Linked DNA regions of Homo sapiens: region 2 is linked to region 1. The links are chromatin contacts, found by Hi-C in ENCODE. All regions are on one chromosome and are shown on one strand. Each heading gives the region's core, a stretch centred on a gene start or an enhancer-like site at or near the end of the contact. The rest is flanking DNA. Distances are from core to core; before and after follow the strand shown.

Region 1 (4,985 bases), core at 2,486-4,985:
GGAACTCAGTGATGAAATAAATACTGAGATGAGAAAGCAGTGTTTTGTTGAAAACTACCACACAGCATTCCAAATTTCACATGTTCTATTTTAGAAGCATCCTTTTTTTCTTACAAATTTTATCTTTAAAAAAGTATTATGGAAAATGTCAAACATACAAAAGTATAACAGTATAATGAAACCTCATGAACCCATAACCAACCTTCCACAACTATCAACATTCCGTTGCTGTTGTTTCAGCGACTTCTGTTTTTTTCTTTTGAAATATTCAAACGCTAATCTCAACTGGTGTGGTGGCTCACACCTGTAATCCCAGCACTTTGGGAGGCCGAAGCAGGTGGATCCTGAGGTCAGGAGTTCAAGACCAGCCTGACCAACATGGTGAAACCCCATCTCTACTAAAAATGCAAAATTAGCTGGGCGTGGTGGAGCCTGCCTGTAATTCCAGTTACTTGAAAGACGGAGGCAGGAGATTGGCTTGAATCGGGGAGGCGAAGGTTGCAATGAGCTGAGATCGCGCCATTGCACTCCAGCCTGGGCAACAAGAGCCAAACTCCATCTCAAAAAAAAAAAAAAAAAAAAATACCCTGTAAAAACCAAATCTCAGATATGATATAAGTTTATCCATAAACATTTCAGTATGTATCTCTAACAATTACAGACACATTAAAGAAGTCTGTTTCTCCTAAAATTTTTCCCTTAATAAACGGCTCAAGCCAAAACCTTGGAGTCATCCTTAACTCATCTTTCTCTCATACCTCACAGCCAATCCAACAGCCAATACTGGATAATTTGGAACCTTCACTGCTACCACTGTAATCTAAGTTACAATCGCCTTTTACGTGTATTATGGCCACAGCTCCTTCATTGGTCTCCTTAATGCCCCTGAAACTTCAGTCTTTGTACTTCTTCCTGCTGCCTGAAATACTTTTATTCCAAAAAAAACTAGGTCTGTCACTTCCTTGAGGTCTCTTGAATTTCATCCTATTAGAAAGACTTGCCCTGACCATCCTATCTATACACGATACTAATGTTAGAAAATACTAATAAAGATATTAACAACCACCATCTCTGCGTTATTCTATTCTTCTGGCCATGATTTTTATCACCACCTGATGTATTTACAAGCTTATCTTCCGCTACAATGTAAGCTTCAGGAGGGCAGACACTTTGCTGATTTTATTCACTGCTGTATCACCAGTGTCCACAGTAGCCACAAGCAGACATCAGACATGCAGTAGACACTTAAATATTTAAAACTGAAAAGAAAATTATTTGATGGCTAACAGATTAGCATAAAATTTAAAACTTTTTCCTAAAGAATTTGAAACAAGGAATTAAAATTCTTTGGGAAGTACACATTTTGAGAGCTTTGCTAGATTTAATTTTTTAAATTGAGTCTATCCACAATTTAAATCAGACTAAATTCTAGTAAATGTGTCCTCTTTAAGGGGTGTGAGTTATACGTCTGAAACATATTTAACTGTATTTAAAAGAGTAGCATTATACAGTGTCAAATCCTCATAAGCATCTAGAATTATAGGTAATGAGCACTAGGACAAACAAAAATACCAAGGGCTCTAGTCCTCTATTGCAGTCAATGTTAAAAGTGTACAAGTGTCTCACACATCAAAATTCATTTCACACCCTCAATCACTCATTCTTCTTGCACCTTGTCTTTGAACTATTAGAAGCTAGTGAATTTAAATCAAAACATTATTTTAACTATAAAGGCTCAACGTCTACAATATATCATATTTTAGGGAAGGAAGGGAAGAAAAGGGTTAAGGCAGCTAGCTTATTACTCACCATGCAGATTTTAGAACTTAGAAATCAAAAGCTAGAAGGAATTTACCATCTCTAAAGTGTTACTTGCTTGTTGATATGGAAATGCTCAGATTGAACCAGATGATTTTTAAGGTCTCTCTAGGCCACAGCATTCTATTATTCTAGCTATCTTAAATCTGGAATGCTTATCCCGGAAGAAAAAGCAGCTGGGAGTACTAGGTCAGACAGCACCTGGTTATTTACTAGTTGTGCAAGTTTCTTAACCTCAGTAAGGCTGCTTCCTCACATATATAAAAGGGGTTAATAACATCTATCTGGCAAAGTTATGGAAAAGACTGGAGATAATATGTCAAATGCATTACAAAGTGCTTGACAGGTTTTTCATAATATAGGCAGCTATTACCTTGCTCTAGCTCTACTACTCTTTTGCCAGGGATAGTGCAATGTAGGATCAACTGTGCCAACAAAATTGGGGCAAAGGCAAGGAAAGTAGTAAAGCCACAGAACAGATTTACATTTCAGCACCAATTTGGTATGCATATTAGAAAATTATTTTTGTTTTCTTTTTACAAAAGAGAATGTTGTTGCTACCGTGACCGTAAACACCAGATTGTTTATAATTCATGTTGTGAAATTTACATCTGTTCACAGATTTACTGAGTTGGCATAACATGGGTGATGACTGTGGGAAACGGCCCAAGTTCCTTAGTACTGACACTTCCTTGATTGTAGAATATCGAGAGGTAGTCAACTTTTCCCCTTAAAGTATATTTAAAACATACTACTGTGACTACAGCCATAACAATATCCCCGCATCTCTCCTTGATCTACAGCTGGTGCTTCCCATTTTGAAAAAGAGTGAAAACCCCCCAACCCTAGGTTTCTTGTGGTCTTGGCAAAGTCTCAACGCCAACTGGCGATCTCCATTTCCCCCGCGGGCTGCCAAGCCCAGGACAGTCCTTTCAGGGAGAAAGAGGGCCGGAGGGAACTGTGTTGGCAGCTCTCTGGGTTGAAGGACAGGAAAAGGAAACTCCCTTCTTGGACTCCGAGGGGAGGGTGAGAGACGAAAGGAAAGGGTGGGGGGTAGTGCAAGAATGGCCTGTGTCTCGGTTACCGCAAAGGACTCGCAAGCCTCCGCCAGCCCCGGGGTGGAGGCCACAGGAGCACTGACGTCGTGGTATCAGAAAGGCGGACAGTGCAGCCTTAGTGTTCCCCAGGGGTGGGAGGAAGCTCCCGGCCCCGTCCCCACCCCGCCTCGCTTCCCAGGGAGCGGCGGTTGGGCAGGAGCGGGGCAGAAATCCGCCGCCGGGCCCGGGGAGGGGACCAGGCCGCGCCCATCTCCCAGGCCTCTGGCTGCAGCAGGCCCGCTGGGTGGTCGGCGAGGCCCGGGGGCGCCGCGTCGAGCTGCGGTCCCCTCCCTCAACCTTCCCGGGCGCCGCCACCCCTTTTCCCCCCAGCACCAGGGTACCTGCACGGCGCGACTGAGGAAGGTGCCTGCGTCGGCCGCCAGCTTCTTCACGTTGAAGTCCATGATATTCATCCTAGGCGGCAGCCGGGCGGAGCCGGCCGACCTAGCGGCGGCGAGGCGGAGGTGCCGCGGCCGGGCTGGGGCGCAGGGCTAGAGCGGCGAGGGCAGACGTGGTAGGTGGAGGGAGGCGGCGCCAGCCCCGCAGCCGCAGCTGTCGTTTCCGTGAACGGGGAGGATGAAGGCGGGGCGAGGGAGGAGAACAAGCGCGCGGCGGCAGCGCCAAGGATGGGTCAGTCGGCTCGGAGAACGGCCGCTAACGTCGACGATGGGCCCCGCGGGCGAGCCGGAGATGGACGGGCGACCCCGCCGTGTGGACCCGGGTCCCAAGGGAAAAACAAGCGCGGGCCGCGGGGCGGAGCCTTTCTCGAGGTTATCGCGGGAACAGCGACCCCTTGAGGATTGCGGCGGCGCAGCCCCGGGGCGCGCCGGGAGCTCCGCCCGGCTCCTGTGGAGGAAGCGGCGAGGGCGAGCCGCGGGGTCTCGGCGCCTCTGTATGCTTGCACTTAACGAGAACCCAGAGCGAACACGACCCACATTTCTCTTTTTGTTTTAAGAGGAAATATAGGAGTTACAGCATAGAATTACAATATCTGGACATTAGAAATAACAGGTCCCGGTCACGGTATGGCACCGCGCGACACACTTGGTCCCTGAGGCCTGGATGCCGCTCAGCAAACGTTCGCGGAATAGGGTTGGGTTTACTGTCCCCCACCGAGCCGGTTGCTCATTCATTCAGCATAATTGAATACCTCCTGTGTGCCAGGCACTGAATCAAGTGTCGGAGACAATGTCCTGCCCTCAAGCTCCTGGCCGGTTACTTGACAACCTTCCGGGACCTCAACGCTATGTGCCTACTGTGTGAAAGCAAAGTGCCAGGTGGAGGACACAAAGATGGCGAGCGACACAGGATAGTCCTTAACAATTAAGCGTGACTAATTTTAATAACAAATGAGAATATGATGTGACATCCGTTCCAAATCCTGTCGTTCCAAGTAACTTCTTAAGCATCTTTCACGATACAGCCTCTGCTTGAAAGGAATTAAAACAGGTACAAGCATGGAAGGAGACGTTGCTATCATATTTCAAGAATAAGAAAATGCTGTTTTGTGTGGTTGTGCAGCAGGCAATGAAATGAGCTTACATTCAAGCTTCCGTGTTTTACTGAAACAACAGTCACAGATGCAGTAGATGTTAAAGGTTGAAAGACGAGTGCAGTAAAAGCATTATGAGGACAAGAAGAAAACGTAAATATTTGTGTTGTTTCATTCTTTGTTGTGGTGGCAGAAACAGCCCCCTCTTTCTAAGGTAACTCCAATATAATGATCTCTCCCAGCTTTGAAATACTCCATGTCTGTTTCATTTTCCAGAAATATGGAAAAATGAATATATAATAAAAAACCCTATTTCTCATTTATTGTCTATTTTAGATCTTTATGTGGAAAAGCACTTACTCTCTTCCCAGAGCACTGTTTTTAAAGTAGGTATATTTGCCATAACCTATGCTCGTCTCTACAAAAGGATCACACCACCGTGTCCACCATTAAAGGGGAAATTCTTTAATGGTGGACACAGTGGTGTCCCTGAATCCTCATCCTCAAGTGTTTCAATCTTCCCAGTCTTGGGAAAACAACAATGTTACTTCTTTCTTTTGCACCCTCTGTAGCTGTAA
Region 2 (4,985 bases), core at 726-3,225, 6.5 Mb before region 1:
ACCGCAATGTACTTAGAGAAGCTCAATATTTTGAATGAATTAACGAATACTAAACTGTCCTTCCTTCCCTCATCCAGTTAGAATGGTATGTTACATTTATTCCCCACTCAAAAATTCTCAGATGTAGGGAGGAAGATTAAAAAGAAAACTCCCACCTTATGGAAAGAAAGTGGCAGGAAATTAAATGAGATACTATGTAATCTTAATAGACAAACTGGTTCTATCCTCTTTCCCTTTTTTGTTTCCACAAATTTGCTTCTGCTTAAGTGACAAGACTCTCGCAGACAAGTCAATAAATCAGGTCCCCATCCTGCTTTACCTATTCAACATCTCTAGCTCTCTGTAGGATGGTGAAGGAGAAAAGGGTAGAGAAAATTGGGCAAATTCTATAATACCATTTGGTACTATATATTTCATCTTAAATCAGGTTTTAGTTCAACATCTGTGTATTGCCATGCAAGAAATAACTCCCAGTCCGGGCGCGGTGGCTCACGCCGGTAATCCCAGCACTTTGGGAGGTCAAGGCGGGTGGATCACGAGGTCAAAAGTTAAAGACCAACCTGGCCAAGATGGTGAAACCCCGTATCTACTAAAAATACAAAAAAATTAGCCGGGGGTGGTGGCGAGCGCCTGTAATCTCAGCTACTCGGGAGGCTGAGGCAGAGAATTGCTTGAACCTGGGAGGCGGAGGTTGCAGTGAGCCGAGATCGCGCCACTGCACTCCAGCCTGGGCGACAGAGTGAGACTCGGTCTCAAAAAAAAAAGAAAGAACTCCCTAACTCTTCTGCAGTAGCAATGAATATATTTGATACTAAAATGTTTTCATTTTCCTAGTGGGACATTTACTGTCAAATGAATGTCCTTAACTTCAATTTACAGTAGTTACCCAAAAAAGGCTATCTTCACTGACTATGCATACCTAGAAAAGCACATCATCCTACTCACCGACCTTAACAACATCATCTTTCGGCCCTAATTAACAATGTGTTTGTAGGTTTGCACACGCACACCCATCAAACGAAGGACAAGTGTTCTTTTATACCCTATGTATGTGATACAATGGGCTGTAGTCGAAAAAGATTCCTCATTTTGGAAAGAAGTCATAACTTTATGTAGTAGTCTCCTGTCTCAAGATCGCTTGACACAGCTAATCTTACATCCGTCTGAAAGAAGCGGGGGCGGGGGTGGGGGACGGAAGTGACAGTTTCCTCTTTTTTTTTTTTTTTTTAATTTTATAGAGACAGTGGCTCGCCATATTGCCAAGGCTGGCCTCGAACTCCTGGGCTCAAGCAATCCTTCCGCCTCGACATCCCAAAGTGCTGAGGTAACAGGCGTAAGCCACTGCGCCCGGCCTCCTATTTTTCATCAAATAAAATACAACCGTTCAGAGCAGCATGCTCAGCAACCACGAGGACCAGTCCCAGCGCATCCAAGGTGCCGGGAGGGAAAGGAACAGAACTCCCCCAGGTAAGCCGGTTTCCCCACGCCAAGGCGCAGTCGCTCACCACCCAAATCGTCGCTGGGGAGAGACCCACCCGGCGACTGCGCGCTTCGCACTCGAGTCTGCGTTAGGAAGCCTCTGACCCTTTCCCGGGCCCCTGCGCGTGGAAGCCTCGGACACAACTCGGAGAACCAGCGAACCCCGGCAGCACAGAATTCGAACCGCCGCGGGAGCCGTTGGGACGCGCCTACCCGGTCACTGCCCCGCCCCGGCGCAGACTGCGTGAGGCGCCGCCGAAGGCGCGGGGCTTGCCGGGGATCGTGGTCGGCGAGCGCGCCCGAGCCCACTAGCGGAGCCCGCCCGGGACTACATTTCCCACAATTACCGCCATGATGCCCATTGGTGGGGGAAGCCATGGGAACCGGAGGCCGTCAGGGGGAGAGGCGGGCGGCGCTCACGCCTGGCCTGAGGGGGCCGAGACTGAGGCGGTTGCGGAATAGGACTGCTAGCCCCGCCCAGAGTCCCTACCCTTTGGAGAACTGCGCTTCTCTTTCGGAGGGAGTGTTCGCCGCCGCCGCGGCCGCCACCTGGAGTTTCTTCAGACTCCAGATTTCCCTGTCAACCACGAGGAGTCCAGAGAGGAAACGCGGAGCGGAGACAACAGTACCTGACGCCTCTTTCAGCCCGGGATCGCCCCAGCAGGGATGGGCGACAAGATCTGGCTGCCCTTCCCCGTGCTCCTTCTGGCCGCTCTGCCTCCGGTGCTGCTGCCTGGGGCGGCCGGCTTCACACCTTCCCTCGATAGCGACTTCACCTTTACCCTTCCCGCCGGCCAGAAGGAGTGCTTCTACCAGCCCATGCCCCTGAAGGCCTCGCTGGAGATCGAGTACCAAGTAAGTGCGGAGGATAAACCAGCCTCCTTCCTTTAACCCAGCTGCACTGCGTTGTCGCCTCTCACCCGTTTAGAAACTTCTGGTGGACGGCCCTGGTGGTGAAGAGGCGAGGGCCGTTCAGGAAGCCAGCCCGCTCCGCGCAGGCGCGCGAGGCGAGGCGAGGCTCTCGCTGGGGCCGGGGACCCAGAACTTAGGCTGGACCTGGAATTGATGACTACCCGCCTTCTCCCCTTTCCTCCGGTGGGAAGGAGGCCAGAACTGGTGATGTCGCTGGCTTTTCTCTTTGTTTCCTAATTCGCCCACTGCTTTTCTTAGCCACTACACGCTCTCATACTGAGAATTTCACAATGCAGAACTGATACACGTTCTCCTTCATCATTGGACAAGGTGATGACACTTGTTTGAATCACCCCCACCCCTTTCACACAGTTCAGATGTTACAAATCACTGTCTTTGCTTCAGTTAAGGGTTTTTGGATTATGATCGTGTAATTGGCATTAAGCCCGATTTTGAAATTTTTTGGAAGACGCTGTTGCTATATTTAATGATACATTTCCGTTTAAGTTATATATCCATTATTTTCAAAAGATCAAATCGTATATTAAAACTTTATAACCTTTCTTTTCATTTTTTCATTGAGCATTGTAAGCATTTCCCTCGTGTCATTGTTTTTTTTTTTTTTTTTTGAGACGGAGTCTCGCTTTGTTGCTCAAGCTAGAGTTGGAGTGCAGTGGCGCTATCTCGGCTCATTGCAACCTCCGCCTCCCGGGTTCAAGCGATTCTCCTGCCTCAGCCTTCCGAGTAGCTGAGATTACAGACGTGCGCCACCATGCCCAGCTAATTTTTGTATTTTTAGTAGAGACGGGGTTTCACCATGTTGGCCAGGCTGGTCTCGAACTCCCGACCTCAGGCGATCCACCCGCCTCGGCCTCCCAAAGTGCTGGGATTACAGGCGTGAGCCACCATGCCTAGCATGTTTTCTTTTTAGTATCTGCATAATATTCTTGCTGGGAATTACCTTATTTTATGTAGTCATGGTGGTAGGGGGTAATTTCTTAGAAGAAATCTTGTTCGTTCCACAGCAAATTCCGATGTTTTCAGGTAGCAGTACAGGGGGGAAAGAAAAGGCATTGATGTGTTTCATCTTTCAGTTTTTTAGAAGTTAATTATAATCATCAAATGTTAATTTTTTAAGTTGATGTAGAGAATTGTTTTTAAATACCAGGTACTGTCACATACAGAGCAAAATAAAAAGTTGTAGAATTTTTTATACGATGGAACTTTAGGATTAAGTTGTATATAGATACACACGATAAGCACAGAGAATAAAATATCTAAAATCACATAGTGAGCAAAACTGAGGCTAAAACTCAGTGTTTCTTGATTTCCAGTAAAGTTCAAAAGTTCAACATTTACTGAACAGTTAACACGTGCCAGGAATTGTGCATGGAGGTGGGGGAGACGGAGGGGGAGCTGGGTTGTGCGGGATGTAGGTAAAAGAGAAAGAAAGAATCCCTCTTCTCAAAGAGCTTAATAAAGGTTACTGGCTCATAAACAGGTAATTTCAATAAAGGATGGCTAAGTACCAGTAGAGGAGGGTCACTTCTAAGGGTTTCAGAAGAGGATTCCTGGAGAAAATAAAATTTAATCCAGAAAGATGCTTAATTGAGACGAAAATGCCAGGAACAAGGGGCATTTCAGAAAAGCGAACAAAAAGATCCATAGTTCTTAAAATACATAGTGTAAGTGGGGATGGTTAGTGTGTAGTGGACACTACAAGTACTGAGTTTGTATTAGACTTTAAGACATATAAAGTCTAGGGTGGGAGTAGCAGAAAAGGACATCGGAGAGGCCAGAAGGCTGGGGTCATTAAGCATGAATCATAGCCTTGTTTGCCGTGCTGAGTAGGTTTTCCTTAATTTTGTACAAGTCCATTTAAGATTTAAGCAGATCACTGGATGCAGTGTGGAAAATGGATTTAAGGAGAGCAAAATTAGAGTCAAGGAAACTAACTAGAGGGCTAGTGAAATAGTCTAGATAAGAAAACAATTTGTATTAATAAAAAAATCTTCAGTATTTACACACATATTAGGGAAGATATCTATTTTAACTACTGTCCTCTTATAGTTAAGAGCACCAGCTCTTAACCTTAGCCTGGGTTCAAATCTTGACTCTGCCTACTTAAAACTTATGTGATCTTCTCACTTGTAAAATAGAGATAATAATTGTAACTACATCATAGAGTTGATTTGAAAAAGCATGAGTTAATAAATGCTCATATTCAGTGTAAAGTAGTCTATTAAAAAATGCTCATAGATCATCCCTGACACATAGTAAATAATCAATGAATGTTAATTTTACATTTATACCTCTATAGTTATGTAGCTGGCTTGGTTTAGCTTTATTCTTTACATCTTTAGTCACTCTTAAAGGGACTGTTCCTTTTTTTTTTTTTTTTTTTTTTTTTTTGAGACAGAGTCTCCCTCTGTCACTCTGTTACCCAGGCTGGAGTGCAGTGGCGCGACCTTGGCCCACAGCAACCTTCATCTCCCGAGTTCAAGTGATTCTCCCGCCTCAGCTTCCCGAGTAGCTGGATTACAGGCATGTGCCACCACACCCAGCTAATTTTTGTATTTTTAGTAGAGACGGGG

The links. A loop is a pair of places that touch in the nucleus more often than their neighbours do. Pooled maps may share reads with other maps.
Region 2: a loop to region 1 is called in a pooled map, with 5 times the contacts of the local background. The contact joins the promoter of TMED5 here to the promoter of CLCA4-AS1 in region 1. A Hi-C loop is called at or near these places in 4 of 50 pooled maps.

What each region holds. Positions count from the first base shown.
Region 1 is chr1:86,703,243-86,708,227 of GRCh38, reverse strand. CLCA4-AS1 (CLCA4 antisense RNA 1) reads left to right here and starts at 3,735. Exons shown (of 5, transcript NR_135837.1): 1 at 3,735-4,621. SH3GLB1 (SH3 domain containing GRB2 like, endophilin B1) reads right to left here and starts at 3,652. Exons shown (of 9, transcript NM_016009.5): 1 at 3,257-3,652. The coding sequence starts at 3,328. RefSeq lists a silencer at 2,999-3,488 and enhancers at 3,313-3,814, 4,379-4,448.
Region 2 is chr1:93,177,403-93,182,387 of GRCh38, reverse strand. It overlaps TMED5 (transmembrane p24 trafficking protein 5), which reads left to right and starts at 1,975. Exons shown (of 4, transcript NM_016040.5): 1 at 1,975-2,334. The coding sequence starts at 2,146. It overlaps CCDC18 (coiled-coil domain containing 18), which reads right to left and starts at 1,664. Exons shown (of 29, transcript NM_001378204.1): 1 at 1,536-1,664. RefSeq lists enhancers at 1,365-1,574, 2,445-2,594 and a silencer at 1,635-1,914.